2 separate regions of the Homo sapiens genome follow, and region 1 is linked to region 2. The links are chromatin contacts, found by POLR2A ChIA-PET in ENCODE. All regions are on one chromosome and are shown on one strand. The core of a region is the stretch at or near the end of the contact, and the rest is flanking DNA. Distances in the headings are between cores, read along the strand shown.

The links. ChIA-PET counts read pairs that join two places held with the same protein, here RNA polymerase II (POLR2A).
Region 1: POLR2A ChIA-PET joins it to region 2 with 10 read pairs in activated T-cell. The contact joins the enhancer-like site here to the promoter of ITGB1BP2 in region 2. POLR2A ChIA-PET finds 5 or more read pairs at or near these places in 2 of 52 experiments (activated CD8-positive, alpha-beta memory T cell and activated T-cell).

What each region holds. Positions count from the first base shown.
Region 1 is chrX:71,512,808-71,516,577 of GRCh38, forward strand. It overlaps a transcript of TAF1 not described here. Among named protein-coding and RNA genes, the nearest start is that of OGT, 18 kb to the right of the region's middle. Within about 2 kb of position 2,089, at least 5 of the 41 ENCODE cell types and tissues checked have a DNase peak (open chromatin) inside an H3K27ac peak, as active enhancers do.
Region 2 is chrX:71,300,500-71,304,431 of GRCh38, forward strand. It overlaps ITGB1BP2 (integrin subunit beta 1 binding protein 2), which reads left to right and starts at 1,251. Exons shown (of 11, transcript NM_012278.4): 1 at 1,251-1,371; 2 at 1,638-1,687; 3 at 1,778-1,834; 4 at 1,912-2,057; 5 at 2,763-2,857; 6 at 2,962-3,017; 7 at 3,128-3,198; 8 at 3,313-3,412; 9 at 3,688-3,801. The coding sequence starts at 1,308. NONO (non-POU domain containing octamer binding) reads left to right here. Exons shown (of 12, transcript NM_007363.5): 12 at 1-669. RefSeq lists an enhancer at 3,049-3,932.

The DNA.
Region 1 (3,770 bases), core at 839-3,338, 210 kb after region 2:
ACTCAGTCTCAAAAAAAAAAGTACATAGTACATACAGAATAACTAGGAAACTGAATTAATTCAAGGTGATGGAAGTCAATGAATAAGAGCTTTCAACGAGGAAGGAATGATCAGCAGTGTCAAATGCTTAGAGAGGTCCAGCAACATTAAGAGTGAAAAGTAGCTATTGACTTTGGCAGTTTGGAGGTCACTTTGCTAAAAGCAATTTCAGTGGAACCATTTTCCAGTACAGTAGGTAGGGGTATGAATGGATTTCAGGAAGTAGAGACTGCAAATCAGACTATTGCTATTTGGAGAAGCTTAAAGCTGAGAAGGAAAGGAATTGGCACCTGATTAAGATTCAGGATTAAGGGAGAGTTTTGTAATTTTTTTCTTGATGAGTGAGGCCCTAACGTGTTTAAGGCTGAGGAGCAGACACCACAGGTTGAAATCAGAGAATGGATAATTCATGGAGCAGTCTGCTGAAAGAGATGGAAAAAGATGGCATTTGGGACACAGGGGGATGGGTGGACCTTGAACAGGAAGATGGAATGGAGATAGGGATGGATGTAAATGCAGTGTTGCTTGTAGTCGTTCCACTGAGGCTGAAGACCCTGTATTTCTAGTGGCACTGATTTGTATTGTTTTGTAGGGTAGAAACATCCAGATGAAGAAGGGGAGAAGAGTGGTTAGCTGTACCCACCCAACGTTAGAGGTCTGTGGGGCTGGTGTGGTAGACAGGGATGAAAGGGAATTGAGGGTGCTGGTGACAGAGTAGTTCAGAGAGTCAAGCATGGGGTTAAGAAAGGTTGAGGCCAGGCATGGTGGCTCATGCCTATAATTCCAGCACTTTGGGAGGCCAAAGCAGGAGGATGACTTGAAGCCAGGAGTTCGAGACCAGCCTGGGCAACATAGTGAGACCCCATCTATAAAAACTTCTTTTTTTTAAATTAGCCAGGTGAGGTGGTGCATGCCTGTGAGAGGTGAAGCCAGCTGGACTTCCTGGGTTGAGTGGGGACTTGGAGAACTCTTCTATCTAGCTAAAGGATTGTAAATGCACCAATCAGCACTCTGTAAAAATGCACCAATCAGCGCTCTGTGTCTAGCTAAAGGATTGTAAATGCACCAACCAGCACTCTGTAAAATGGACCAATCAGCAGGATGTGGGTGGGGACAAATAAGGGAATAAAAGCTGGCCACACCCAGCCAGCAGCAGCAACCCGCTCAGGTCCCCTTCCATACTGTAGAAGCTTTGATCTTTTGCTCTTCACAATACATCTTGCTGCTGCTCACTCTTTAGGTCCGCACCACCTTTAAGAGCTGTAACACTCACCGTGAAGGTCCACGGCTTCATTCTTGAAGTCAGCGAGACCAAGAACCCACCAGAAGGAACGAATTCCGGACATACCTGTAGTTCTAGCTACCCGGGAAGCTGAAGTGGGAGGATTGCTTGAGCCCAGGAGTTCAAGGCTGCAGTGAGCTAGGATTGTGCCTTTGCACTCTAGCCTGGGTGGTAGAGTGAGATCCCTGTCTCAGAAAAGCAAACAAACAAACAAACAAACAAAACAAAAACCATTGAGAGGGGAAGGAAAAGAGGCCAGGAGGGACTGACAGACTGGGAGAAAAAAGAGGGCTTAAAGGACTAGAGGAGTCCATAAGAGGTTAAAAAACTAAACCAAAAAAAAAAAAAAAAAAAAACCCTCACATGTAGGCGGGGGCCTGAGGGAGCAGAAAGGAGAGGGCGCTGTGGTTCATATGAAACACTGGGGTTATAGATGTTAGAGGTGAGCAGTTCCAGACCACAATAAACTTCAAGATCTGGTGCTTTGTGTGTGGCTGAAGTGCAACAGAGAAGGTAATTGAGAGAGTCAAGGAAATGAGAAGTTGCTGATTGTGTCATCTTCATAGACAATGAGATCCCCTCGTAAAAGAGTCAGGAATTAAGAGTCGGGAGGGAGATGATGGGCCACATGCCAGTATCTTTACTTAAAAAGAGGAGAGTGAAGGATATGTAAGAATTTGCTAGGCAGACTGGGATGGAGGGGATGGCCATTCTAGCTAGAGGGAGGAGACTGGGAAAAGGCATGGTTGGAAGTGTGAAACAGCCTGATCTTTTTAGGGAACTAAAACCAGTATCAGTGACGCTAAGTGTGAGTACAGGAATGTGGCAGCAGATGAGACTGGATTAGTAGGCAGAGCTGACATATGGAGGGCCTTGTGCACTAAACCAAATGATGCAGAGCCACTGAGGGGTTTTAAGCTGAGTATTGACTTAATTCTGGTTTGTATTTTAGATTTTCTAAGGTCAAGTGTGGAAAATTAGATTCAGGTAGGAATAGAGCCCCAGAGACCAGTTACAGGGCTGTTGCAATTGCCCAAGCCAGGATGAGGGGCGTGGCACTGGCAGTGGAGTTGGAGGATGAATTCCAGAGCTATTTTGATATCCCACATGTGTTCTTGCAGCTCTACACCCTTTCACCTATTTTCAGCATGCAATGTGAGGCCTGGTAGGTTTTTCCGTTCAGTTTATGCTCTTTAATGTCCCAGCTCTTCACCCCAGAGGCAGCCTTCAGACCTTTGAGGATGGGGTCCTTATCACTAATATCTCTGCTATGCCCACTCCATAGGGCAGGGGATGAAATTATCCAAAGCTTTTTGGTCTCAGCTAATTTACTTTTCTTTACTTGCTTTTGTTTCTCTCTACCAAATCCTTCAGTTAATCTGAGGCAAGAATTTCATACCTTGAACATTATGGAATCAGGTTATTTCTTTTTCAGTGCTCTGTTGCCTAGAGGTTCGTATGTGACAAATTGAAAGGGCTAATACTATATATGAAAGTTACACTCAGTATATGAAACCGACAGACCCTCTCCCCCATCCCCCACTTAGCACTCTCCCCACTTTTTCAGGGTTACTCATTGCTGTTTGTAGTAGGCAAAATTCTAAGATGATCCCCAATATTCCCTCATCCCGGTGTATACATACTTTCTCCCTGTTACTTAGTCAAACATGAATCTAGAAACTGCTGTGAAGGGATTGTGCAGATGTAATTAAGTCAGCTGATTTTAAGAAATAAAGATTATCTTGGGTAAGCCTGACCTAATCAAGTGAACTCTTAAAAAGGACTGGGCTCTTCAGTCACAAAAAGACAAATACTGTATAATTCCACCTATAGGATGTATCTAAAGTAGTGAAATCCATAGAAACGGAAAGTAGAAGGGTTGTCAACAGGGGTTGGGGGAGGGAGGGAGTTTTTTTAAAATTTATTTTTATTAATTATTATTATTATTTTTGAGACAGAGTCTCACTCCGTCATCCAGGCGGAAGTGCAACGGTGCAATCTCAGCTCACTGCAGCCTCGAATTCTGAGGCTCAGGTGATCCTCCCACCTTAGCCTCCCGAGTAGCTGGAACTATAGGTTCGGGCCACAATGCTCAGCTGATTTTTTGCTTTTTTTTTTTTTTTTGTAGAGTTGGGATTTCTTCATGTTGCCCAGACTGGTCTCAAACTCCTGGGCTCAAGCAATCTGCCAGCCTCGGCCTCCGAAAGTCCTGGGATTAGAGGCATTAGCCACCGTGCCCAGCCTGAGCTGTTTTTGAATGGATAGAGATTCAGTTTTGTAAGATGAAAAAGTTCTGGAGATCCATTGCACAACAATGTGAATCTACTTAACACTACTGAACTGCACACTTAAAAAGGGTTAAGATGGGCCACGTGCAGCGGCTCACGCCTGTAATGCCAATACTTTGGGAGATTGAGGTAGGAGGATCACTTGAGCCCAAGAGTTCAAG
Region 2 (3,932 bases), core at 1-2,500:
TCTGCCTCCCGGGTTCAAGCTTGTCCAGGTTGATCTTGAACTCCTGACCTCGTGATCTACCCACCTCGGCCTCCCAAAATGCTGGGATTACAGGGGTGAGCCACCGTGCCCAACCTCACTTGCTTCTTATCCTTACACTCCCCCAGCCCCAGAGAAACTGCCACATACACCACAAAAACCAAACATCCCCCAATGACCTTAGCCCCATTGCTCCATTCACTCCCAGGTGAGAATTCAGGCAAACGTCCACAAAGGTCACAGGCAGCGTACATACGGTTCTGTTATACCCCATATATTACCCCTTCATGTCCTAAAGAAGACATTTTCTCTTAGAGATTTTCATTTTAGTGTATCTTTAAAAAAAAATCTTGTGTTAACTTGCCTCCATCTTTTTCTTGGGTGAGGACACCCAGGAATGACCCTTTTGTGTCTATGATGTTGCTGTTCACAGCTTTTCTTGATAGGCCTAGTACAATCTTGGGAACAGGGTTACTGTATACTGAAGGTCTGACAGTAGCTCTTAGACTCGCCTATCTTAGGTAGTCATGCTGTGCATTTTTTTTTTCATTGGTGTACTGTGTTTGATTTGTCTCATATATTTGGAGTTTTTCTGAAAAATGGAGCAGTAATGCAGCATCAACCTATTAAAATACATTTTAAGCCTTTTAATTTTCTGTGGTGTTTTTGAAGGGGAAAGGAGGGAGGGGAGTTATCTTAGGAGATGAGCAGTAGACTCTATAAAGGTAATCCTTTATGACCTTTGGATTACAGTATTGATCTAGACAAACATGGGGAGGAGGTGGGGATGAGGTGCATCAAATGGCTGGAGGGGTTGGCAAGGATTAGCGCTATTGATACTACATGGAAGTAATGATGGAGGAAAGCTGCCCCTCTGAAAGAGGAAGAAAATGGGCTTAATCCTCATCGAGCTGGGGGCGCGGGGGGGGTCTCAAAATTGGTATTTGTTTCTTAGCAGCTGCTGCTGTGTCCAAGGCTTGGAATTGCTGTGGTGAATCTAAAACTGTCTCAGTAGTGGTGAGCTGACCTCACCCAAGTTCAAAGCCCTACTCTGCCTGATCCTTTTTTCCTGAGCCTCAGAGCTAAAATGCCCCCGAGCTCTTTCCTATTGGCTGGAAAGACGAATTGAAGTTCCCTTGCCCATGTTAGGAGGTGTACGCCTCCTGAACTAAAGATAGAAACAGCTGGCCCTTCCAGGCAGCTAAAAGCCTCCAGACTAAGAGGTGTTCCCCATTCGGCAGCCAGACTCCTTGAAATACCCTTTCAGTAATCATTCAACCAACGCTTCCATGTCTCTACTCTGTCGTAACAAAGGCTGTGGGCAGCACTTTGACCCTAATACCAACCTTCCTGGTGAGTAAAGAATCCTGACCTGGCCAGGGGCTCTGTGTGGGTGTTGGGGACTGGTCAGCTGGGGGGCAGTGTGTTTGAGGAGCGGGGAAAGAAACTACCTGCCCTAGTTTAATTGGTCTGAGTGATCTTACAGCCTTTGCTGGCTTTTTTTTTTTTCTTCACATTATATGGGAAGAAACCATAAATAGAAACCCGGGGAAGAGGTGAAAAATGATACTTGGTATAGTTATCTTCCCTTCCTTGATAACTTCTACTGATGTCCACAGATTCCTGTTGCCATCACCCTGGGGTCCCAATCTTCCATGATGCACTTAAGGTGAGGAGTAGGTGAGGGGGGTTAGCAAGAGCATTTCCCAGAAGAGATAATACCCAGGAAGCTAAGCTGATCTGGGTCTCTTGTTATCAGGGTTGGTCCTGCTGCCGAAAGCGAACTGTAGATTTCTCTGAGTTCTTAAACATCAAGGTAAATTATTTATGTACTTGGATTCTGCCCCCAATAGAAGGATTCTATCCCTAATCCTATCTCCTTATCTATACTAGGGCTGTACTATGGGACCACACTGTGCTGAGAAGCTTCCTGAGGCCCCTCAACCTGAAGGCCCTGCTACAAGCAGTTCACTTCAGGAGCAAAAACCTCTGAATGTGATTCCAAAGTCAGCAGAGACCTTGCGCCGGGAGAGGCCCAAGTAAAGAGGAGGAGGCCCCTGGACTTTTCTTATTTTCATGTAGCTTCCTAGGAGTGATTAATGGGTCATTGAGGACTGGGAACTAGGGACCAGGGATGTGAGGAGGGCCAGATGTCAGGGTTTGGATGGTGTATATCCTGTGCCTTAGGGGAAATTTGTGTCTGGAAATAACGCCCTTTCCTCTAAGGTGGTGTGGGATGATGGGATAGATACCTGAATCAACAGAGTAGATAGCCCCTCACAAATACATCCTTAGTGTATAACACAAAAGGGATTGTTGAGAATGACTTCTCTTTCTAGAAAAGAACTTTAAGATAAATCTCATATCAAGAAAAGGATGTATTGTATTATTGGCAGCCAGGAGACTTCCCAAATTTTGTGGGAATAATAAGAGCAACAGAAGGAAGTCATATTAGGTCCACGATTAGATAAAGAGGAAGAGGATATGACTCAGTTCTGCAGAGAAAAGTGGTTAGGTTTAGAGCAACTGAGTAGATGGGTAAGAGAAGTGCTGGGGATTTCTCTAGGGTTCAGGTATTTGGGATGTCCACAGAGATGAAAATTGGCAATGGGGTTGCTACCCAACCTCTCCAACTCTGCCTCACTTTCACCAGGCTTCTTTAATTCCATTACCATCGGTGGGAGTGTTGGAGCTAGCAATCATAGCTAATGGGTCAGAACTAAATCACCACCCTTAACCCCTAGGTCAGAGTTGCCTCTGAAGCTGCTGCCGCTAAATATATCCCAAGCCCTGGAAATGGCATTGGAACAGAAGGAATTAGACCAGGAACCTGGGGCAGGTAGGTGGGTCTTTAGTAGGATCAACTTCATAGACTGGAATTTAGTGGAAGTGGCAATTGAGTGGGGGGATGGATAAGTTCCTGACTCTGTTTCCCTTGCCCAGGACTTGACAGTCTGATCCGGACTGGTTCCAGCTGCCAGAACCCAGGATGTGATGCTGTGAGTGAGAGTTTTGAGGGGCTCAAGCATATGGCTGAGGGATGACTGGGTATAGATAGGCTGAGTAGGATATACCTTAGAATGACCTGGTTCTACTTTATCCTTCTTAGGTTTACCAAGGCCCTGAGAGTGATGCTACTCCATGTACCTACCACCCAGGAGCACCCCGATTCCATGAGGGGTGAGGGAGGGGACTGGGTGGGCTATGAGGCTATGAGACAGGTTTCTCCTAATATTTGGTCATAAGATAATATTGGGGGTGAGAGAATTCAGTTGAATTATCTTCCTACTTCAGGATGAAGTCTTGGAGCTGTTGTGGCATCCAGACCCTGGATTTTGGGGCATTCTTGGCACAACCAGGGTGCAGAGTCGGTAGACATGACTGGGGGAAGCAGGTAAGCCCCAGCTTTCCTGAACTCTTGATTAGAACCCAATCTCAGAGGTAAATTCTCCTCCCTCTCTGTACCACATAGCCAAGCTCCCTGTCTTCTCCCTTTAGTATAGACCAAATAAGATTCTGCTCCTTATCCCTCAACAGCCCAGAGGTTTTGCAATATGAGGTTGTGTTAATCTTTTTGAGACTCTCTGTCTCTTCTCCACGTGCATCATGAGAACTCCCCTTCAGTTAAGAATTTATTCTTACCACCTGCATTTCACATCTTCTCTTTAGCTCCCAGCATCTTGCCGCCATGATTGGCACCAGACAGATTCCTTAGTAGTGGTGACTGTATATGGCCAGATTCCACTTCCTGCGTTTAACTGGGTGAAGGCCAGTCAAACTGAGGTGAGCAATGATCTGATGTTGGATGGGAGGATAGTCAATTGGGTGATACTACAATCTCACAGGCAGAGTTGCCATTTGCTGTTAACCTGTAGGCTCCATAGTACCCTTAGAGGAAAGGAGAGTTATTAGGT